3 separate regions of the Mus musculus genome follow, and all the other regions are linked to region 3. A link is a loop called in an ENCODE intact Hi-C map of the cell type or tissue named here. Cell type or tissue: left cerebral cortex. All regions are shown on one strand. Region 1 overlaps Pcdh9 (protocadherin 9). Region 2 overlaps Pcdh9 (protocadherin 9). Region 3 holds the start of Pcdh9 (protocadherin 9).

Region 1 (8,000 bases), 510 kb before region 3:
GGAGGAGCAACCAAATGGTTACTCAATAACAAAGGGTCAGCCCTAAATATATATACACTCAAGAACCATTAGGCAGACCAGACAGAGTAAGTTGTATTAGTATAATTTAGAATGTACACTTATATAAATTTTAATTATATATACATATATAATTAATATATTTATATAAAAAATTAAACAGAAAAAGAAGAACAAGTACATGGGAAAATTTAGAAGGTGGAAGAGGAAAGTAAGAATAGTAAACTATATTACAAATAAAGAACTATTTTAAGTTTTTAAAAGGTTTTATTTCTGTGAAGTCTCGTATCCTTTCCTGCTAAGGCAACACTGGCAGGCAGGGCACAGGACTAGCAAAATGAACATCACATGCTTTAGAGAGTATTCTGAGCAATACAGATTGTGGAAGCTTTAATTGTGGCTTCCATCCTTAAATGTGAGAATGAGGCAGAACACAGAGAAATGGAAATTTTATAGAGGACTACCCAGAAGAAAATGATTGGTTCTTAATTTTGTAGAAAAAAAAAAGATATGGCGATTTCTCACATATGGAAGCACCGTCTACAGTTGGCAAAGCTGCAAAGAAAATAACAAATGACCTGTGAACCATTGGGTGACTATAATCATAGCACAGTGATGCCTTTTTGGGAACCAGATACTCCAGAAAGAGCACATAGGGGATTAAATGCTCTAAGTACAGCACTACTGGGAAAGGGACGAAAAAATAATACTCATTGATCACTCTTATGGTATTTTAAATCATAATCTTATTAGTCATCCTCTAATATGTAAAATATACTTAATGTATACATTATATTAAGAATCATTAGTATCTATAGTTTCAGTGGGTTTTCTACTTATTTTATTGTATAGGCTTTGCTACAGTATTATATATTTTTTGTCTCGAAGCTTTTTTTCCATATTCTGAAATAGAAAATCCTGTGGTTATTGGCACCATGTGTTTACCTATTGTCAATTTTGTAATTTCATCCCTCCTTGTAGACATAGGTCCACCCTGTGCATCTCACTTGCTCTGTTTTCCACTGTTCATTCACAACTTCATATTTGTTCTCGAGAACCTTAGTGTCTAGTACTTGCAGTGTGTGTAGAGGGGACAGGTGTGTGCTTGAAATGAAGTCACACAGTATAGCACAGACTGTAGAGCAGGATCGTCTCAAAGTTGTGCTGATCTTTCTACCTCAGCTTTCTAAATGCTAGCTGGGATTTCCTACCTGAGCCTCATTGTCAAGCAATGAATGTTATATTCTAGGTGAAAATAGTTACACAGTTAAAGCAAAAAGGTGATCCACGGTTTTAAGACTTTAATTTCACTCATATAGTTCACCCATATAATCATAGTATTGGTGTTTACATATCTAAGTGATAATTGTGAATGGCAAAGGATGGTAGACTTCAGTATGCTCCATTTAGAAAGGAAACTTTTATTGTTTTAAAAATCTTCTCGAGTCACCATCAGAGTGGCTTCTTCCTCTGGCAGAAGTTGGGACTGGGTACAAACATCCACAGCCAGGCTCATGTGGAGAGGGAGTCTAACTTGGAGGTCTCCATTGGGTCATTCTCGCAGAGCTCAGAGAACCCATGAAGGAGTGGGAGGAAAGATAGTAGGACTCGAGGAAAATGGAGGACACTAATAAAAGACGCCCCAGTGAACCAACTAAGCAATGCTCATATGGGCTCACAGAGACTGAACTGGTATGCACAGGGCCTGTATGGGTCTGCATCAGGTCTTCTACTTATGCGTTGTAGCTGTTAGTTTAGTGTTCTGGGGAATTCCTCGCAGTAGACCTGGAGTTTCCCTGACTCTCTTGCCTGTTCTTGGGACTACTTAACTTGTGTTGGGTTTCCATGTCCAGTCCTAAGGCGAGCGCTTTTGTCTTACTTATTCTGTCTTGATTTATCGAAGTTCTTAGAGTATAAGTTTCCAAAATCTTTATTTAGGAACAACATTTAATTTTGCCTCGTCATGCTACCAAAATCCAAAGCCTCTTTATTAATGGTCTCCTTCATTGGGAAGGTTTTGTTAATATTTCCTTCTCTATTCATACCTTCATCCATATTTTTTCTCTGACCCCTCTGGTTGAATTAGGGGAAAACTGGAAGTAGCTTAGGAGGAGGGTGACCCCGTAGCAGGACAAGCAGTCTCAGTTAACTTGTATGCCCGAGATCTTGCAAACACTGGACCACCAATCAGGCAGCATACTCCAGCTGATATGAAGACCCCAACACATATAACAGCAGAGGACTGCCGGGTCTGGGTTCATTCAGAGAAGATGCATGCAACCCTCAAGAGACTGGAGGCCCCAGGGAGTTTAGAGTTCTTATGGGTTGCGGAGTGAGGGTGAGGACATTCTTGTGGAGACTGGGGGGATGGGGCAGGGAGGTATTATGGGATGTGGAACAGTCAGAGGGTGGACTGGGAGGGGAATAAAATCTGGACTTTAAAATTAATTAATTAATTAACTAATTAATTAATTAAAAATAAACCTTATTCACCATGCTCCTTCTATAAATCATTGGATTTTTGTTTTCCACTCCTGACTGAATGTATTTGTACTTGGTTCCATCCTCTTATTTTTATTAGAAACGGTTAAGAATCACTGTCTTTCTCCCTGTAGCATCAATAACTTCTACCTTACTCCACATCAGAGTTGGAAACTTAGGTCCATGATAATTAAATAAACTATTTGGATCCCATGCATTTTGCTCTTGTCTTCTTATCTTTCTAACTTTTGTTCAGTGGTGGTGGCTTTAAGGATATGTGTATGATGTCTACTTTTTAGAGTAGAGTGTATGTATACATATAAAGTATCGATTGTTGTCCTCTTGCCTGAATACAGAACGTGCAAATACATTTATAATTATAAATGCTCGTGATAGTAACATTGACGCCAACAAGAATTGGTAAGGAGTATACACTATTATATCCTTATTTAGCATCAAATATTTCAGTAAAGGTGCAGAGTTCCCTAACGTTAGCAGAACACCTCTCTGAAAATCATTACACCATGGGACATTATGACTTACAGCAATGATATGGACAACCTCCAGTTTTATAGCGCTTGCATGTCTTCAAAGAATTTTGTCAGCTATTACCTGTATTAGGTTTTTAGGTTTTCAATGACAGCAACTTCACTATAACTTCGGATTTGGTCTCATGCTCTCAATTTGTTATTGTACAAATATATTATTTACATGTAAATACATTACATGTAAGAAAATATGCAATTATTTCAATTGGAAATATATTTCCATTGAAAAGCACCAGGTTTGTTAAACAAGGATTTTCAAGTACAGTAATTATTCCATGCAATGGAATATATAAACACTATATGTGTTGTATATGGCTGTGTGTGCAGATATATATGTATGTGTTTCTCATTAGAGATTTGTTACCCTGGTTAATTCTCTTTGCTTTTTCAAATACTCAGATTTCATGTTAAATCAGTTCATATCAACTCCATCAACCTAAAAAACTTAGTACCCTTAAAGGTTTTAAAAATAAAAAATAAATAAATAAAATAAAGACTTATACAGCCCTCTAGTGTTCCAAACACAAAGACTTCTATGTCCAAGTACTGTAAAGTGTGACTGAGCTGAACTCCCCTTTCCAGCCTCTCCTTCAGTGTGGAGTCGCTGCTGACAGTCTTGTTGTTGGAGCACACATTATTTAAATGACTAAGAAGACTGCAGCATCTGCTGTGGGACCTGAACTGTTGTCACTGTATCACCAGAGAGAATGCTGAAACCAGGGCTGCTTAGAAACAGCCTTCCTGGGGGGGGGGGTACCCAGATAGACCACAACATTTCAGGATTCTGTGTACTAAACTAAACAATTGATGGAAAAGTTTACCCTGCTTCATTGCTGGCTTTCCCTCCTGGCTCCCCTCTCTAGGAATTTCCATTCACAGAGCCTAAAGCTATTTTTTTTTCAGAAATTATATAAAACCTGACATTGCCGAAAAAAAAAAAAACCTTAAAAAAGATGACATCAGGTGCTGCCTTTCAAATCAAATTTTAATAGGCAAGCTGCAGGCTGAAAGCAGAGGCGTCATGACCTCATCACTAAGCAAGAGTCACAGCTGTCCCTGGTCTGCAGATGGAGCTGTTGACAAAACAGTGCCATCTACTTGAGAAAACTCAGGGCACGGACTGGAATGATGTTGAATTTGTCCTTTTAGCTTCCCCCCACCCATCCTATTTTTCCCCTTTATATCTATATACATAAAGACTAGGACTTAAGATATATCCTGGATATTATCTCGTCAACTGAAAGAAATCCATCCTTTGAGAATTAAAAACAGAAAGGGAATTTGATGAGGTTTATCTGTTTGCAGAATTTTATTCCATAAACACCCAAGTAATCTGTAGGCCAATGAAAGATCTCTACACAGGAACGGAGCGTGGACTTATGGAATAGACTGTTTATATGTTAGGAGGAAATTAGGTGACACTCCACACAAGCTTTGAGATTTTTATAACTGAAGAGAGGTTAATGGTCAGTTATTCTTTCAACAATTACAATTTAAAGTTGTGTAAAAGGCTCTATTAGCTTCTTATTTGGATGAAGGGCCACGCCAGCCACTTCACTCTTGCAAGAAGCCAGCAGTTAAGGTATATAGCAGACCTGCCACAGCTTAGGAATAGAGAAGGACATAGAAACAAAAGGAAAGACACCAGGTGTAAGTGCTGCTGGCATGCCACTAAAGGCAATTTTAAAAGTCACTTTAGCTGAAGTTTTAAGGTCACCTAAGGGAAACTTCATTTGTTTTTTTTCCAAAAGTGGAAACTGAGTTGTCAAAATATTGCTGCTGATACATGTCAAGATGAGGGTCAGAAATAAGCTTTTCTGGAACTCTCCATCAAATTCTTTCTACTAAGAAAAAATGCATTTCTAGGTGACGTATGTCTTAGTGCCTGCTTAGAATGAATTTGAAGAGTCTCTGTGGGCAGTCCATCTTGGTCTTAGGATATCAACCTGACTGCAGTCTGTGACAATTTTCTACAAGCCTTTTGGAAAGTTTCAGGGTTCTGGGGTCAGATAGTTAGTATAAGCTTTTATTATTTTCTTCTTTTCAGGTGGTATGTGCATTTATTGAGATAGGTAGAATGAAAAGTAGTGGATTTCTGCTACTATGAACAGCTTAGTCTTTGGTAATGAAAAAACACCCAGTCTAATTCATTATCAAAACATTATTCCTCTAGTATTTTGTTAATCTAGGGTTAAAATATGAATTAAAATAATTTACCTTTTTCTTATTATTTCAGACTTTTACGTGATAAACATTGGAATATGATTTAGCAGATACTTCTGCATTTGAAAATTACTATAATATCTCTCTTGATATCTCAGAGAAAAATAAACTCAATCACTATAATTATCATTGGGAAAATAAACCCACATATTTTACAGTCAAAGAAATTCGAATTCTTTAGAAGGGAACAGGAACAAGGTGAAAACACACACACATACACACCACATGCACACACAAACATACACACACATTATATATATATATAAAAAAAACTGTGTTGAATGCCTTAAAATACTGAATATAAAATGACATATTTTTAAGTTACATAATGTAATAATATTTTGTAAATTCATAATAAGCATCCTTTTCTTACTCCACGAAATGATACATATTTACCTTTAACTTCACTGAATATATGACATCTCTCAAAATAAAAATGTGTTCTTCCACTGATGTGGAAAGATACTGTGCCACTTTTCTATACTTGTATAATATTTGGTTCACAGGGAAAGTAAAACCTATTTTTTCATAACACTTCATCTAAAGTTTTGGCTAACCTAGTTTTGTACCATGGAGCACTGCCTAAATTCTTGTACAATTTGAGACATTGCTTGGAAATTTGTAGTAAGTAAAGTAGATAGTGCTCATGGTATAGCAAGTCTCTGACAAAGGATTGATGCTGCATGGAGGCACTGTGTCCATATTTAATTCAATGTTTATGTTATGAATTTTAAAGAAAATTAATCTCATATTTTCTTTTTTAAATATTTATTTATTTATTTATTTATTTATTTATTTATTTATTTATTTTCGTTTTTGAGACAGTGTTTCTCTATATAGCCCTGGTTGTCCTGGAACTCACTTTGTAGACCAGGCTGGCCTCGAACTCAGAAATCTGCCTGCCTCTGCCTCCTGAGTGCTGGGATTAAAGGCATGTGCCATCAGGCCCGGCTGTATTTCCCTTATCAACTTCACAATCATAGGCCTTGAAAGAAAAAGACTAATGGATTTTTTTTTCTGAGTTGCATATGCCAGTCTTGGTTTGGAAGACATGTTTGTTTGGTTGGTTGGTTGGTTGGTTTGTTTGTTTGTTTTTGCTTACAAAGATATTTAAAAGATATCAAGATATGAAATATATAATTACATTGAGACTATAAATAACAAAGTTCATATAAGTGTAAAAGAAAAGAATTCTCTTGTTTTGTTTTTTTAGTATATGTTAATAATTTCGAAGGGTCAATGTGGGATGGCCACCTCCTTTATGCCAAAAAGATTTCCAATGGAAGGGTGGGAACATCAACCCAGACACAAAATCTTTAACCCATAATTTTTCCTGCTACATGATATGCAGGGATAACAAGCAAGCAGAAATTGAAGCAATGACCAACTAATAGTTGTCCCAACTCTCGACTTTTGCCATAAGAGAGAGAAGCCAGCCCTGACAGTATTAACAATATTCTGCTACACTTGCAGGTAGGAGCTTAGCATAAATGTAATCAAAGAGTATTCCACCAGCAACTGATGGAGACTGATTCATAGACCCACAGCCAAACATTAGTCAGAGCTTGGAGAATCCTGAGGAAAAAGGGGAGGATTCCCCACAGTATTTTAAAAAATACTCAAACTCATTAAGATTTCAGTCTCTTTAAAATATCCAGCTTCTCTAAAATCCAAAATCCCTTTTAAAAAGTCAAAGTCTTTCCAGCATGTAAAAATCCAATCGAAATTAAATTATTTCTCACTTCAAAAGGGAAGAACCAGGACAGAGCATAGTCACAAGCAATCCAAAGGAAAGCCAAACTCCAAGTGTATAAGCAGCACAATTTCCCCACTGCTGCTGCTTTCCTTGATGAGTTTCCCATGGTATTGACATCTCCAAAGCTACTGAGGTCCTCTCCTGAAACTGGAATGCACGTTCATCTATAGCCTTTCATAGACTCTCTTCATAGTGCCAATCTCAACTTCTCTCTATGACAACTTCTTTCCTGGGCCTCAGAGGCTATTATTGAGAATTCACCTTCACTGATGGCCCCCCTGGCGTCTCACAGTGCCAAGCCTCAGTTGCTCCTTCATGCCTTTATACCAGGATCATCTCGGCGACTATTAAACTCCCAAGTTCTCCTGGCAGCATATGTTATAACCTTGGCCGTCTCTGGAACATGGGTTCTCTGTGATGACTCTCAGGAAACACTTCTTCCAGGAAACATTTTGTTTCAAGGATGTTAGAGTCTTCTTCTTTTTTAATTCTTATTTTATTTATTTATTTGTTTGTTTGTTTGTTTATTTATTTATTTATTTTTATTTATTTTTTACAGTTCAACTCTTGCCCTCTCCTGGTTCCTTATTTTGGCTTGAGCATAGTAATAATAATAAAAAAATACTTATAAAAAATATTTGTTCATAATAAATAAGGATCACATTAAGTTTGAAATTCAAAATGCTATAAGGCTAACTGAAATTTCTCTCAGTGTCGAATTTGCTGGGTATTTATCCATCCCAATGTCACCGAATTTGGTCAGCAGTTTTATTATAATTGAACACAACTTTCGCTGGCCTTGTATTTTCTTCATTTTTATATACAACTGTGTGATCCTAAAGAGAAATGTCATACATCTACATGATGGAAGACAAATATGTCACAGCCTGGGTCTGGTTAATTAATCTTCATATCAGTAACATGAAGCGGAAGTGGTGTTTAGGAAATTGAGCTTCCATCTGTAAGACACATTT
Region 2 (8,000 bases), 570 kb before region 3:
GTCCAAGTTAGTATAGGAGAAAACAGATTTGCTTTCCAAGCACAAAGAAGCAGTAGGATGGTTAACGGTTTGTTCCACTGGCTGGGAATGAGAGGGCAGGTCACATCACTCACTCAAACCTCCAATTCCCCAAACTAATAGTGCTAGGAAAGAGGCGAAAGGAAAGGACAGAGTTTGAACCTCACCCTAAAGGCTAATAGAAGATAGTTCTGTCAAACTTTTCAAAAGCAGCAGACTCCCCGAGGTAGCATTCGGGCCCAGAATCAAACCCAGGGACTCTTTAAGATGCTGTTCATTTGACCTCCATTCCACTATAGGACACAAAAAAGGAAGCAATCGCTTATATAGCAGAGGGGAGATAGATCTAAACAGTATTATACATCAAAATCAGCATCTCGAATTGTGTGAAGAAGAGAAATATGCCTGTCAGTGCTAAACACAGAAAGAATCATGATGCCATCTTGAACTATCCCAGTCTTGCTTAGGACATCCCTCCAGCTTGCCTTTGCTTTGTATTTTTATTTCATGGCAACCCTATTTGGGGATGTGGTACATAAGTCAGGGTAATATTACTTACTGTGGAGGGTGAGGGCACCATGTGATCTACACATGAAAAACAGGCAGCACCACACTCTAGATTCCTATGTACTTCTTCAGGTAATTTGTGAGCAATTGAAAAAAATTTCAGAGAAACTGGGATGGGGGAGGAATGTGTTCCAAATAAAAGAGAAAATTTGGCTTTATGTCACTAATATTTGGAACATAATATAAACTGTTGATGATTATATTATTTCTCTTTTGCTAGCATAACTTATTGGCAGCAGAAAAGTGAGTATTTCATTTTATACTTATCTCAACGTAATTTTATTTTACCACTGATTAGCATTATTATAATACAGCTACATATTAATCTAATTAAATAAATAATTTATAAATTGAATTATGTGAAGATTAGCAAAAAGACAGTAGTGGGATATTTCTTGTGAAAACACATTTCTCTTATCCATTTTAAAATTTTTAAAAAAACTAACTTACTTATTTTATATATGTGAGTACACTGTCACTCTCTTCAAGCCCATCAGAAACAGGGCTTTGGATCCCATAGTTGTAAGCAACCATGTGGTTGGTGGGAATTGAACTCAGAACCTCTGGAAGAACAGCTGGTGCTCTTAACCACTGTGCCATCTCTCCAGCTCCCATTTTGATTTGTTAATAGCTTTCTATTGAACAATGTAAAAGTTTGACTTAATTTCAAGTAAATTGTCAACTAATCATGGGGATTTTACAGGTTCCCAAGGGTTATTTCATTACTTTTTAAAGGCATGATTTAAAATGTGTGAAAATGTAAATTTCTTTTAAATGTATAAATTTACAAGAGCAGGCACAGAACCAGTAGGGGCAGCTAGCAGTCATTGCTGAAGCTCAGTATTACTGGCTCCCATGTCTTTCTGTGTCTTTCAGACTTCATTTAATTGCAGTGTCCTTATGTTATTACTGATGTACCTAGTATCATCTCTCTAAGATATACACACTCTGTTTTACATTTTTAAATTTTTTATTAGATATTTTCTTTATTTACATTTCAAATGCTATCCTGAAAGTTCCCTGTACCCTCCCCCTGCCCTGCTCCCCTACCCACCCACTCCCACTTCTTGGCCCTGAAGTTCCACTGTACTGGGGCATATAAAGTTTGCAAGACCAAGGGGCCTCTCTTCCCAATGATGGCCAACTAGGCCATCTTCTGCTACATGTGCAGCTAGAGACACGAGCTCTGGGGATATGCACATTCTTATCTTAAAGAGCCAGAGAGAGGGAAAGCGAGGAGTGGAAGACTGCACAACACCTGAACATTTCAGGGCCCCTGTCAACTTCAATATGCTTGTTTCCGAAGCACATGTTCTTAGGGTCTCATTGGGTAAAATACTTTCATACTTCACCCACTTTCTGAACAATAAATGAAGTAAAGTACCAAAAAGCTTTCTGATTGTGCTAGTAAGACATAAAATTGATAGAATATAGACCAATTTCTCTTCCCTTTTTATTATGCTACTTACTGCTATGTCAAGATTTTACTGCCTGTGGAGTATTGGTATTTCTGGCTCAAAATACCTGAACTTCTTATTTTAAATCATAATCTTCCAGCACACAATAGTTATGACTTAGGAGAGATTACTGAAGAGTTACTGTTGGATATTCTATAGCTATTGCCTAAGCAGCTTAAATCAGAACTCAACATCCTGCTTTGAATAAGGACCCACTTTGACTTAATTTAAAAATACATTTCCCATAAAATGAGGCCTTTGAGAAAGCATTCCAATGAAGCGCCACTTCTGAGATAAAATAGCACCTTTCCTAACCTGCAGCTTGTTGCTTTGTAGGATCTTCACATCTATTTTTGGTCCCGGGAATGACTTCACAATTGGTATACTGTGCTTAGTCCGAGGCTGTATCTTAAAATGCATAAAAGATAATGCACTGTCTTCCTTGACTAAAGCAATTTCCTTTCTCATTCATGGAAATATTTAAAAGCTTTTCATGTTCTCTTGTGGTATTCCTAATCGAGAATGTTTTTGTTTGGTTTGGTTTTTTTTTTGTTTTTGTTTTTGTTTTCCAGTGACCAACCACATTTGTTTTAAAAACAAACTGAAAAAACAAATCAATAAAACTAATGTCTGAACTTTAGAAATCTCATGGTTTGTTTGTTCCTTCCAATGCTCACTTAACAGGTTTTGACCATGAACTTTATTTGTTGATATTAGATGACAAATTCACACATTATATAGTATGCTTCATTCTGCAAAACTGACTTCTAAGACAATTCATTTTGAATTATAAAAGATTAAGAAGTTTCAGCTAATTAATAGAAAGAAATCTGTGAAAGATCAGAATCCACATATAGGTTCATCTACTGTAGTTTGTCATTCATATATCTGATATTTAACTCAAATCTCCTTATAACTCTACGTGGAAATTCTTTGGTCAACCCTACAGAAACACTAAATCACTTGTACGTTACATCTCAAAACCTTTTTTTTTTGTACTAAATGCATGTAAATCTTCAAACAACGACTTATGTTAATCACATTTTAAATTCAGTTTTTCTAAGCACGATGGAATACAAAGACTAAAAATAAATACCTCTACTTCTACAGCCATTTGGAAAGGAAATTTAATGTAGTGACCAGCACATCATGGCATCTATACTTCTGCTACGTTGACATATGGTTCTTTCATCATCATTAGACCTCAACAGTTTTACATTTGATCCAGAAAGGAAAATATAGTATATAAATGCATCAATTTCAGAAAATTTCTAAAAGATGATGTATAAAAAACTTGTAAACCATCAAATTATGTTTAGAATAAGAAAACAACATAAAGTTACTTTCTATCTTAAATCTAATAATTTAGCATGTAGAATATGCTTACAAACCAAACATCTAGGATGGGAGGATATTTGCTCTTTATGCATACAAAAATCTCTGTATATAATGTGAATAACTTAGTTAACATTCTGATGGTCATTTTTAAATAACAATGTCATATCAACACTATTATTTTACTTATATCTGTCCCATATAAAAATTATAAAGACCATCACAATCTTTCACTAAGTAAATATTTCCTTGCCAATCTGAAATTCAATTTAAATGACAATAATGTGTGTATTTCAGTCATAAGACTAATTAGGAAAGCAAATTAATAGAAATAAATAAGACATTTCACAGCAAGACCAAAACAAGCAGACTGGAAGGTAGGTGTTAGACAGCTAGGCTCCGTATCTTGAATCTTTAAGTAGTTTCTGATCCCTTATCTCTTGTAGTATAATTGTTCTTCTCTTGGGAAATCCATCCTTTTATCTCATTCTAGGCCACTGAAGGTTTTCCTTATGTGTTCAGCATATTTATTGGAGAACATATATGGTCCCTGGGAAAGTCTCTAGAATCCTCCTCTGCCTTAAGATTTTTATCTGGCAATGCTGCCATAATCCTATTACAATATGGGCATCTGTGTTTACCAGTGACATCAGGTTTTATGTTTTTAAGCCTACTAGCAGAAATTCATGTCAAAATAGCAGTAGGATAGTTGAAATATTTTAGAAAAGTAGCTTAGTTGCTTCCAATACTTAAAGTTTTTTCAAAGCTTTGCATAATCCAATTCATTAATTCTTGTTATAAATGAATGTGCATAAAGATGAAATTGAATGTATTTGCTTTATTTTATAAATAGTATATTGTCCCCTTTCCCTTTGGTCCTGCCATTTATAGTTTTATTAGGGTTAAGATATAAGAAGTTTACCTTGCTGTTAGCTAATGAGATCCATATGCTGTTTATTTTTACCGAGTCACTCAATTGTTACTATCTTTCATTTTAACCATGTCCAAATTATTTGAAACCAAAGAATGTATGAAGAAAGCTTTTCTCCCCTAGAATATTGCACAAAATGTTCATGAGTGCTGCTCTCTTTAGGCCTTTTAAATCATCCCATAACAACAGCTATGGAAATGATATTCCACACAGCACAGCATCATGAGCTGAAATTACCCCAACTTTACACTAGGAGGCATATTCCCTCTACAAATCTCTCTACAAGACTAATGCATGATACTTTGACCTACAAAGAATCCCAAGTGCAAAATATTACTGACTTATTTGTTTGCAGTTATGCATACTCAAAAATTGTTTTGCTGAATTAAAAAAAATCCCTCTTTCCAATTTTTGACCTCCCTTTTCATTAGTTTTTGTTACATGAAAATAGTATGTATATAGATAAATATTTCTATGTTTCTAATGTTTTGTGTGTATGTTTACAGGTCTTCCCATTTGGTACTGGATAATGAGTTGGTGTGCTTTTTCCCTGGGATAACCTATTTCTCCCACTTTTAGCATTCTTAACTTTATATTATTGCTCCATCCTGGTGACTAGTTGTCTGATTTACATCATAGAGTTAGTTCCGTTGTCTTCCAATTGTCACAATTACTCCAAAAACTCATTCATAATTTACATTTTTACTTTTTCGTTAATAATATAGGTTCATATTCCTTGTTCTTAGCAACGTTTGTGCAATATTACAAACCTCAAAACCTAATTATAACCTGACTTTTCCTCTCATAGTCTCTAACTTATTTTCTGTATACATTTTTAATAAGTGATAAAGGATACAGTCTGGAAGTACTTTCATTTCTTTCTTTTCCTTTATCGGAGTTACACAAGTAGACATTATTGTGGTAGGCCCATTATTCAAAATCTCGTATCAATTTGTCTTTCTACACACTTTTATAGATACATATTTGAACCACTGAAGTGTCATTTATTGTACTTAATTAGATATAATTAAATTTTAATTTTTCCATAAAACACACAGATACTTGTAGTTTTATTTTGGAATTTTGAAATCAATGTTTTCAAGACAATGGTAGTGTAGGCTACAAATATGTTGACATTGCCTAACTATATATGGTCTTTATAACAGCCAGAAATCTGTTCTATTATCATATACACACAAACAAGCACACACACGCACACACGCACACACACACATAAACTCCTATACATAGACACACACACATATACCTACACAAAGACACACATACATAGGCATACACCCATACACATGTGGTCACTCCCACGTATAAAAGCACACATATATGTTCATATATACAGAATTAGAGAATTTCTATTTAAACATTACTGTGTGTATAAAGTACAAATTCATCTATAACTCTTTACTCATTCCTCACTCAGTACTTATTTTATAATACAACATAATTTTTATACTTATCATTAGCATTTTTTTCTAATTTGTTACTTGCAGCCAATACCTCATTTTGAAATGGTTCTTTTGCTTTGCATTTATCTTATAGTCATACAAGAAATACGTCATATATTCCAAAAAGCTTACTTCAAGGGCCTTCAGAAGATGGGCTTTAGATTACAGCAAAGTCCTTCACTCTAGTGTCAACCTGCTTAAGGTGTCAGTTGTGGTTTTAATGTCTATCTCTTCAACCTCATGTGCTAGCTGACACACATTTGAAGTGCTATCAGTATTTGCAGAATGAATAAACACCTAAGTGGATCATATGCAGTTTGAAAGGATAAAGGATACCAAGATGTATCAAATAACTCCATTTTATTTAAGTTGTGACAGAATGACCCATAAAGGTTCCAATAGTAGAGTTCATGACTACCTTATAATTGCCAGCCTTAAAATTTTGCTGAACTTGGAACTTGCAACTTGTTTCTAGCCAAGAGACTGAAGACGGGTTGAGACAGTGTAGTCTAAGACTTCATTAACACATTTAGCCCCAGGAATGATTCCTTGAGTGAATAGCAATCATAAATTCTTTCATGTCAATTTGGAGATATACGGTAGGCAAAGATTTCACAAACTAAATATAATTTGCTACTTTGTACATAATTAATCAAGACATTAAAAATAACTTTTAAAGATACAAAGTTTAACTATTCATGTTTCACAGTGAGACAAATTAAGACTTAATTCTTAATTGTAACAGTAACAGTCTAGTCTTGATATGATTATATAAAAGCTTTTGACTACTTTTATACTAACAAAGTTATTTTCATTATAAGATTATTTCCATGTTATAGATTCAGATCTTAAGGAAATCTGATTTACTGTTATTGGGAAATGGGATATGTTTGTCTAGTGTTAGAAAGAAAATTATTCAGTATGATAAAACTGCCAAGTATGCATCTTATTTGTGGAACAGTTGGCCAAGTGAGCTTGAGATACAGATGTGAAAACATCAAACCTTTGACCACCACCTTGCCCATTACTCTTTGTTAAACTTGCTTTAGTGATCTGCCAATAAAGCAGTAATTAATGATTTTATCTCTGAGTCAAAAGAAACTATTGCACGATTTAATCTTACTTAAATATTTTTTTAAAATTATTTGTTTCTTTTCTATTACTACAAATCTGGACATAATTATGGAAGATATGTGTTCAATGTTTCTCCATCATTTAAACCATACTGAAATGTAGAAAGTATGCACATCATATAGCTAACAGTGACTAAAGAAAAGTTTATTTTAAATTAAAATTATAAAGGAAAAAATAATGCAATGCCATACTTTTCAGACACTGAATCTTACTACTATACTATTTCCATGTTTAAACTTTGTATTTTAGAAAAAAGTAAAACATGAAAAAGCTAACATAGAACAACAATAATAAAATAAGCTAACTCGGAATCTCTTCAAAGTATAACTGTTTCATTGATGAATTTTGGTCCACTATCAAAGTTGTACTTAATAATGGTAACAGAGCTTTGGAAGTTTATTAAAATTCTAAACATCAAACTGTAATTAATGTATCGCTTTAACAAATATACAATGCATACCAAAATCCAGTTAAAATCCAGGACAGGGGCTGGAAATATGCTTTCACAGGTAATGCACTTGCTAGACAAATGTGAGTTTACAACTTTGAATTCTAAGAACTATGAAGGAAGGCAATACAGCACACGTGTAATCCCCGCGTTCTTATGAAATGGAGGAGCTAGGTAGCCCGGTGTAGGCAACATCAAACTACACCCAGACGTTCCCTCAAACAAGATAAAAGAGGAAGAGGAACACCTAGGTTATCTTCTGATATTTACATATGATGTAAGACACATGCATGCTCATACATATAAATAAACCAGAGGAAAGCTCTCAATATTCTCCTGCAGGGTGTGCCTTCCATATATATATATATATATATATATATGTATGTGTGTGTGTGTGTGTGTGTGTGTGTGTACACACATATATATGTATATGTATGTATATGTATATATACATATATATATATATATGCTACTAAATGCACGTGCCAACACACACATACAGATACACAGACCTCCCCCAACATACACACAATCAATCAACCTAAAATTCCAATATATTCTAATATGACTAAAGTTGTTTCATTAATTTTATACATAGCCAAGAAACTAAAATATCGATCATTGTAAGAGGTTTCCCGGGTCACATC
Region 3 (8,000 bases):
TACTCTCTCTTTTTTTACCGTGTTAAAAAAATAATAATAAAAAAACCTTAACCCCTTTAGTGACCACAGCTCCAGCATAAGAGGTGTCAGACCTTCAAATGTCATTTAAACTTGATACTTGAAGGTGACTTTTTAGATCAAAAGGTAATGTGAAAATCTTGGAAGTCGGTAATTTGGAAGCCCCAGGAGCAGAATTGGGCAAATCAGGATGGGTTTTCTTCTTGAGCAAACATGATCTCGGGACATTTTGGAATAATTTCCTCTTTTCATCTTTTGCCACTTGAAGGAAACTGGGAGGTTAAATAATTCTCAGAACTCAGAAATTTCAAAGCTGTTCTAAAAATTCTTGACTGAGCCCCAGAGGAATTTTAAAAAGGGGTCAAGTTTTTTTTTTTTCCCTCTTCATAACTAAGCTAAAGTTAGACCAAAACAATACACACACTGGCACGTTAATACTGGTTGACTGGGCACTTGTAGGCAGTACTTATAGACCAGTAAAAGTGCTCGTTTACCTGTCTGGTGTGTAAGGGGCCCTTTGTCTTGAAGCCTCCTTGGGAGCTGCACTCTGAGGCACTGAAGTGATCTGAACTAGTGGAGGAGCGTTTGGAAAGGGTGTCGCAGCCCCCAACAAAGGTGTTGTCCAACGGGAGCTCTTGAATGACGTGGTGCTTTTTCACAGAAACTGGAGTGTCAGGTTTGAGATGAAAAGCGGGCTGAGGAGAGGCCGACTTGTAGTGCTTGGCCAGGTCAGGGCTGTTAGGCTTGAAGGTGGTTGGAGGGGCTGGGCCCCAGTCAAATCTTCCTATACCCTGTTCCTCCAGCTCGGCAGGCAGGCTTATGGTCCCATTGATGGGTTCATGAACGGCATCATCGGGTTTGGACTCTTCAATAGTAACAAAGTTCAAAAGAGAACTCTTGGGCGACTTTCTTTTCTTCCGTTTCTTTTTCTTATTTTGTTTATTCTCCTGGTTTGGGGACATCCATTCAGCCCCTTGTTTGCTCCTCTGAGCGGCCTTGAACCTGGACGCATGGCGACAGCGCACCAGCACCGTGACAAAGATCACAACAATGACCACCATGGCCCCAGCAACGATGGCAATCATGATGGTGAGATAGTCCTCGTTCTGATAAGGTTGACCACTATCTCCTATGTTCCGGTCCAGTGGGGTCTCCATAGTCCTACGGATCAAGTCATATATATATGAGGTGTTTCCAGCAGTGTCGTTCACATAAAGAAATACCAGCACGAGAGTGTGCAAAGCCTTAGGGTACCCCAGGTCACTTATGTTGACCACAAGACGGTGCAGGCCCACATCAGTAGGTGCTGGCTTCTCTTCTAAGGTGATATTGCCTGTTACTGGATCAATCCGAAATAATCCCTTGTTGTTCCCGCTCACTATGGTATACTTGAGTTCTGCATTCATTCCGGTGTCAATATCCACCGCAAACACTTCAGCAACCACAGAACCAGGAATGGCTGAGAGGGGCACCAACTTAAAGGAGGTGTTGGATGGTGGAGAAATGACAACTGGACTATTGTCATTGACATCCATGACATTGATAGTTACTTTTGCAGTAGAGGACCGTGGTGGCTGTCCCCCGTCGGTGGCTTTGACGTCAAACGTGTAGGAACTCTGCTGCTCTCTATCAAAGGAGACATTGGACTTTATGACTCCTGAATAGGGATCCAACACAAAATTTTCATTGTCATTTAGAATGGAAAGAGTCACAGCTTTATTCTCTCCAGCGTCTTCGTCTGTCACTGTGATTACCCCCACAGTACTATACTTTGGCAGATTCTCAGACACAAAAAACTGAAAGTGATTATGAGTAAACTTGGGGCTATTGTCATTCTCATCCAGAACAGTAACTATCACTGCTGCTTGGCTCTGGAGGGGAGGGGTCCCATTGTCCCTGGCAGTTACTGTAAAAATGAACCGCTCTTGTTCCTCCCTGTTAAAGACTCTGGAGGCTGTCAAAACTCCTGTCTTTCTGTCCAGATCAAAGAAGGAGGCATTCGGTCCAAGCTGATAAACAATGTCTGCATTTTTTCCACTGTCTTCATCTGTAGCACTAATAGTTGTTAAGTATAACCCACGTCGGTTGTTTTCAGAAACTGACAGCTCAATTACAGGCTGGTTGAAAATTGGTGGGTTGTCATTTTCATCCTCGAGCTTAACCCTTACCAGGGCAGTCTGATTCAAACTGGGCTTCCCCGAATCAGAGGCAACGATTTTAAAGCTGAATTCTTTGGTGCCCTCATAGTCCAGCAGAGAAGAGGTCTCTAGCAGATACTGGTTGTCATACACTGCCTTCAAATGAAATGGGACCTCTCTTTCAATAAAACAGATCACTTTGCCATTCACATCTGTGTCCTTATCTGAAACTGTAATGAGGGCAATCTTTGTATTGACAGGGTCTTTCTCAGAGAGATACACTGTGCCATTGATGGGACTTATAATGTACCTGAGGTCTATGTTTGGAGGGTTATCATTTACATCGGTGACATTGATGGTCACGGTGGCTCTGGCAGGAGTGGAGCTGCCGTCACTAGCCAGCACTGTCACTTTGTGAATGGCTGTCTCTTCCCTATCTAAAGACCTCTGAACTGTTATCAGCCCAGTTGTATTATTTAAAGCAAAGAGTCTTTTGGTTGCAGGGGCGACCTGGGCACCAAAAATATACCGGATTTCAGCATTACTGCCTATGTCTGCATCAGTGGCATGGAGCTGAATGACAGAGGTCCCCACAGGAGCATTCTCTGGAATATGCACTTCTACTTGACCCTCTTTAAACACTGGCCTGTTGTCATTGACATCACTTACTGTGACCTGGAGAATAGCTGTGCTCGATTTCTGTGGCGTGCCCCCATCCTCCACTTTGATTTTCATCACATAGGTATCTTTTTGTTCTCTATCCAAGTTCTGCTGAACAATCAATTGCGGCCACTTTTCTCCCTCCGGAGTTTCCACGATATCCAGTCCAAAAACACTCTGTCCATTTAGTAATTCATAATGCTGTACCCCATTGAAGCCCGTGTCAGGGTCTGTGGCTGATGGGATTGGAAAGCGGCTGTTGATCAAAGTGTTCTCTGGGATGGAAATATTGATGACAGGAGACGGAAACATGGGGGCATTATCATTGGTATCCTTGACAATGATCTTGATTTTGATCAGCCTGAAAAAGTCATTGGGGAGGATCACTACTTCAAGTTCAAAGAAGCACTCGTTCTCCTCAGCGTATGAAGCCCCAGCACAGAGTTTCTCTCTGTCTATTCTGTTGGAGGTTGTGAAAATCTCCCCAGTGCTACTCGATACTTTCACCAGAGGGGCATCCCCAGCTTTTGAAACCAGTCTGTAGACAAGGCTGGCACTGGTCCCCGTGGCAGCATTGATGTGAGAAATATTCAGATCCTTTGGTATATTTCCTATGGGCACATTTTCAGGCAATTCCTCTCTAATAGTGTAAATAAGTTCTTGAGCTATTGCGGAATCCAGCCTTAAACAGGCAATCAGAGCAGCCAACAGGTAAAAATCCCTCAGGTCCATGATAATGTCTTTATGTTCTTTTCCTGGATTTTAGAGTTTAAAGGTTCCCACTGAGGAGTGATGCACGAACTGCAAGAGGAAGTGTGCATGGACTGGAGAAGGAGGAGGAGGAGGAGGAGGAGGCATTACATCTCATCTCTTATGTGGAGACAGCCACTGTCAACACAATTGTACAGACAATATTATTCTTCAGTAAATGAAAACACAGTCACCAAAACATCGAAGCACACTCTCCCTGCACATTAGTAAACATGGCAGTTTGCTCTGCCACAGTTTGTAAGTTAACTCTGTGGCCACTGAATATCCCCTGCTTGTTGCATTTGCCCAGAGAAAATGAAATTCATCTACTTTTGAATTAAGGACAGCAGCAGCTATTTTTACCTGGAATCCCCCCACCCCCACACTGTTTTGGTTTTATTATAACACTGTTTAATTCAAAGTGTGCATTCTTATTTTGCTTTCCCACACACCCCCCACCCCCATTTAACCCTCCTCCTGGTCTCTAGCCCACCTCCCCTAGTTGTTTGCGATGGAAAGAGCTCAAGTATTTAGCTATGATTGCTGCCAACTGCTTTGTCACATGTTAGATATGATGTGTTTTCTTCTCTGCCACACTGAGTCATCTCCTCCTCTCAAAAGACTGCTTTTCCTTCCTCCCAGTTCTTCAACTGTCTCATAATCCAACCCTCCTGGAAAATGAGCATTCGGACATGCTGCTGCAGCCGCAGCAACAGCAGTAGTCACTGGCCACTAAGGGTTCTCATTGCCTCAAAGCACAAAACCAAGACTTGGCATTTCTTCCTCGGAGGGTGCTCTCCTTTCTCCATATTTCCACATTGCCCCCGTTGAGATAAATAAACACATTAAAACTTTTTAAAAAACGTATCCTAATAGACAATTGCTTATCACAGAGGTGGACCAGCATGCCGGGATGGAAGTGAAACACAGACAACATTCCTATGTAACATCACGGTATTTTTTTTTCTATTGAGCATAAAAGAACAAAAATGCAGTTTCTTAATCCGGTGTCTCATTAGAATATTAGTAACATTTGCTACACATAAATACCGCAACCCGGTAACACACGTAGAAGAACTTCCGCTCAGATGCCCCTCTAACTGCAGTTTAAATGGGTGCAAGGCTCCAGGCAGCTACCCACCCGGAGTAAGACTGGTCAGCTCCCAGGCTCTAATCTTATCTGCATTAGGCTACACAGTAGCTGATGCCCGCGATTAGTTCCAGCTGAGTGGTGCAGGTGGGGATGCAGATACAACCCAGTAGGCGAGCTCTACCCTAGCCAGCTACCCAATTACAAACACCTCTCATCTACGCCGAGGACACAACTAAAGACGGTATTTCGAATTGTTAATGCGAAACTTTACACTTACATTAGTTGCCTCAACCTTGCCCCTTTCCCGGTAGGCTGCAGTTAAGAAGGATTTGCTCCAACACATAGAAAGCCATGCATCTGGTAGCACCAGTTTGGGGAGAATTCAGAAGCAGCAAAACGTTTTCTCCTTGTAAAATGTGTGGCTTCGGGCTGGCAAATTAGCAACTCCCGAGAACAAATTCACAGATTTGTCGTTAGTCATTCTCTCCACATTTCCTCGCTTTTACCCACTGGGTCTGGGCTCTTCTGGTATTTAACGCACACCACATCCAATTGCACTTCTTCAGCTCGGGAGTGTATCCCACCGCATCCAGCCTACCATTTGCATCCGATGGCAATACTGCTGAAGTCTCTAACTTCTAGTAGGAAACGTCAGAGTTGGGTGATGGTGATTTTCTGGATGTTTTCCCGGGGTGCCAATTGCCCGGCAAATTCTTAATCCGTGAGTCCTTTCGCGCTTAAGAGACTGAGGCTCTCCATCCTACCTCGCGTACTCTTCGTTTTTCCCTTCTCTTCTGCCCCCCTCTCCTTCTCCCTCTCCTCTCTCTCCTCTCTCTGAACTGAATTTCTTGATATAACTCTCAATAAGCCCAGAGGGAGGGCGTGACGACCGAGGCCCCACCTCCGGGTCCTGATTGGCCAGCATCTTGCAGTGCGGGAGGCTGCAGAGGGCTGCGGGAGGGGGCGCGGAACAAGGCGCTGACTGTCTTCAGCCTCCCCCTCCCCAGCGCCCCTCGGCAGCCGCGAAAACCTGGAGGAACGATCCCGGTCCCGGGAGAGCTGTTTTCAGGACGCGCACTGAGCATGCCCGGCAGGGGCCAGCACCCGGGGTGGCTCGGGAGCTCTGGAGCTCTTACCCAGCTTGCGGCGGCGGAGCCAGGGCGGTGCGGTTGCACCGGAGCGAAACCCGGGAACCTAGATTCTCGCCACCGGGTGGTGAGGGTCATTGAGGCCGCTCTTCTCTTGATGCATTTCTGTCTGCAAAGTGGAAAGGGCTAAATTGCAGAGATGGCTGAGACGCGCAGCCACCCCTCAGTGAGGAGTTTTGGCCAGCAAATCCTGGAGCGCATTAAACCATTAAACCGGCTCTGTGCCGGGTGCTGCAAATTGAGGCATTTGCTGGCAGGGACATCCGAAGGAAGGGCGAGGAGGGCGGAGAGCTAAAGATAGGGCAGTAGACATTTGAGTCTCGGTGGAAAATGGAAAGAAAATTAATCTGGGCTTTTACTGCGTGCAGGGTCACTGAAAGTGCCTGGGGAAAAGGTACGTTGTAGCTGGGGTCCCTGGGCGCAGCCACGGACAGTTTGCTGAGCAAGAAGTCTCCTTTCCTGGGATCTGATCGGAGCTTAGGCGCCTGGTCGTGGCAGAGCCTCTGTCGTTCTTTTGCCTCGCAGGGAACCCGGAAAACCTAGCTCTCTGGAACGAAGGCTTCATCTGAGCCTGCTGTCAGCTCACCTATGTGCGAACTTTGCTTCCGTCTGGCTTGAAGGAATCCCAAGCAGCTGTTAGCCAAGCTGCAAAGCTCCTTTCCCCCTTGCCACTTACTGCTGGACACATTTCCCTGCCAGGCATGGCCCTGACTTCAGCTCTGTAGTACATCCGCACAATCTTGTTTCTCATTTTTATACCAGGGCTGGATGGGATACTTCAGAAAGGGTCACCCTGATTTCTGTCATATTCCCTCAAAGCCTCACTCATCTTTAAAAACCAGTAAGTTAGGAAGGTTTGGCAGCACCGGTGCCAGACAGGTGCCTGAATAAAGTTTGATATAAAACCCTATTAGTTAAGTAACAAATCCCCACCTGAATGGTAATATAAAGGTGATCTGAGGTCTTACAGCATGGTTGACTTTTGCTAACTTGGACGAAGAATACAGGGCATTTATTCTAAACCTTGTGTTTCTCACACTGTGGCAGGATGTAATGGCTTTAAATTCGGGCTTTTTAATTTGGGAGAATCTCACGTTTGTGACTATTGATACTTTTTTTTTTAAAAAGCATGAACATTTAATTTTTGATAACCAAGTTAAAAGTAAAAAACAAATCACAAATCAAGCCTTCCAAGTCTCTAGTGTGTAATCTGAAATTTAGCTGTCTTGTTTGGCATCACCGTTTTCTCATATAAAAACGTAATTCCCATTTAATATTAAAACTTTACCTTAGGTGCATCCTCACAGTAAAATCTCAATGTCTAAAAGTTCACCGTGCAATCTTCCAACCTCTTGTGCTGTAAGATATTTTTCCTTATAGGCAGTATGTTGATGGTGCTTGCACTCAGTCAAAAGGTAATAAATTAATATTTAATGTGATTAGGATGAACAAGGTTTAAAGAAAGAAGACCCCTATGTGTCCGGATGTCAGGAGGACGAAAACAACCTCCCCAAACAGCTCTGGTGAATTAGAGGTTCGTTCTTTTCATTGCACTGCGGTGAATGATCTTGTGCCATTCACAAAACTGAAGCGAATGTAGCATGTTCTTCTGCTTGCATATTCGCTGTGAACTGTTCTGGTACCATCAATATCAACAACAGCACAGCTACTTTCCAGTTGGTTTCATGGACAATGCGATTATATATTAATCATACCACAGTCATGTCAAAGTCAGGTAGTGGCAGCCCACAGCTTAACAAAAATTATTTAACCTCATTAATAACCACGGGTGTTACTCTCTGTGAAGAGATGACTTTATTTGCTGGCTAAGGCCGTTATTTACCCCATGCTTGAAAAAACGAAATCTTAATACGAACCAGGATGAAGGCTAGGGGAGAGGATACAAATACAGCATGAGACGCAGGACCTCAAGACTTCAATGAATAAAAAACCTCAGGTCAAAGCCCCAGAATGGGGCATCTGGGCATCCTTTTCAAAGGAGACTAAGACAGAGAAATAGGGCTCTTGTATCAACCAGGACACTATGTCTCATGTGTATGTAAGATAACTAAATTACAGAGATTCCTTCACCATAGTTTCTTAACAACTTAATGTAGATTGTGCAGACTTGTCTCTTTTATTCTATTTCAGCTGTTCGACTTTATAATGATAAATATTATTTTGTTAATAATC

The links. Peaks named below come from ENCODE experiments on the same cell type or tissue, not always from the same donor. Only the 100,000 strongest peaks of a DNase experiment are listed, where the experiment ranks them.
Region 1: it touches region 3 in a loop (8-fold over the local background); 6 of 42 quality-filtered maps call a loop at or near these places.
Region 2: a loop joins it to region 3, with 9 times the contacts of the local background. A loop is called at or near these places in 22 of 42 quality-filtered maps.

Annotation. Positions count from the first base shown.
Region 1 is chr14:93,377,272-93,385,271 of GRCm38, forward strand. All of the region lies in intron 3 of Pcdh9 (protocadherin 9), which reads right to left. Among named protein-coding and RNA genes, the nearest start is that of Gm23509, 240 kb to the left of the region's middle. In left cerebral cortex, a CTCF peak has its summit at 4,117 (motif pointing right); DNase peaks (open chromatin) are centred at 3,720 and 4,103.
Region 2 is chr14:93,313,029-93,321,028 of GRCm38, forward strand. The region is part of intron 4 of Pcdh9 (protocadherin 9); the gene reads right to left. Among named protein-coding and RNA genes, the nearest start is that of Gm23509, 180 kb to the left of the region's middle. In left cerebral cortex, a CTCF peak has its summit at 4,564; a DNase peak (open chromatin) is centred at 4,543.
Region 3 is chr14:93,885,185-93,893,184 of GRCm38, forward strand. It overlaps Pcdh9 (protocadherin 9), which reads right to left and starts at 5,485. Exons shown (of 5, transcript NM_001081377.3): 1 at 4,937-5,485; 2 at 513-3,704. The coding sequence starts at 3,548. In left cerebral cortex, CTCF peaks have their summits at 3,345 and 5,748; DNase peaks (open chromatin) are centred at 731, 1,038, 1,963, 3,392 and 8 more places; H3K4me3 peaks cover 6,896 bases; H3K27ac peaks cover 5,432 bases.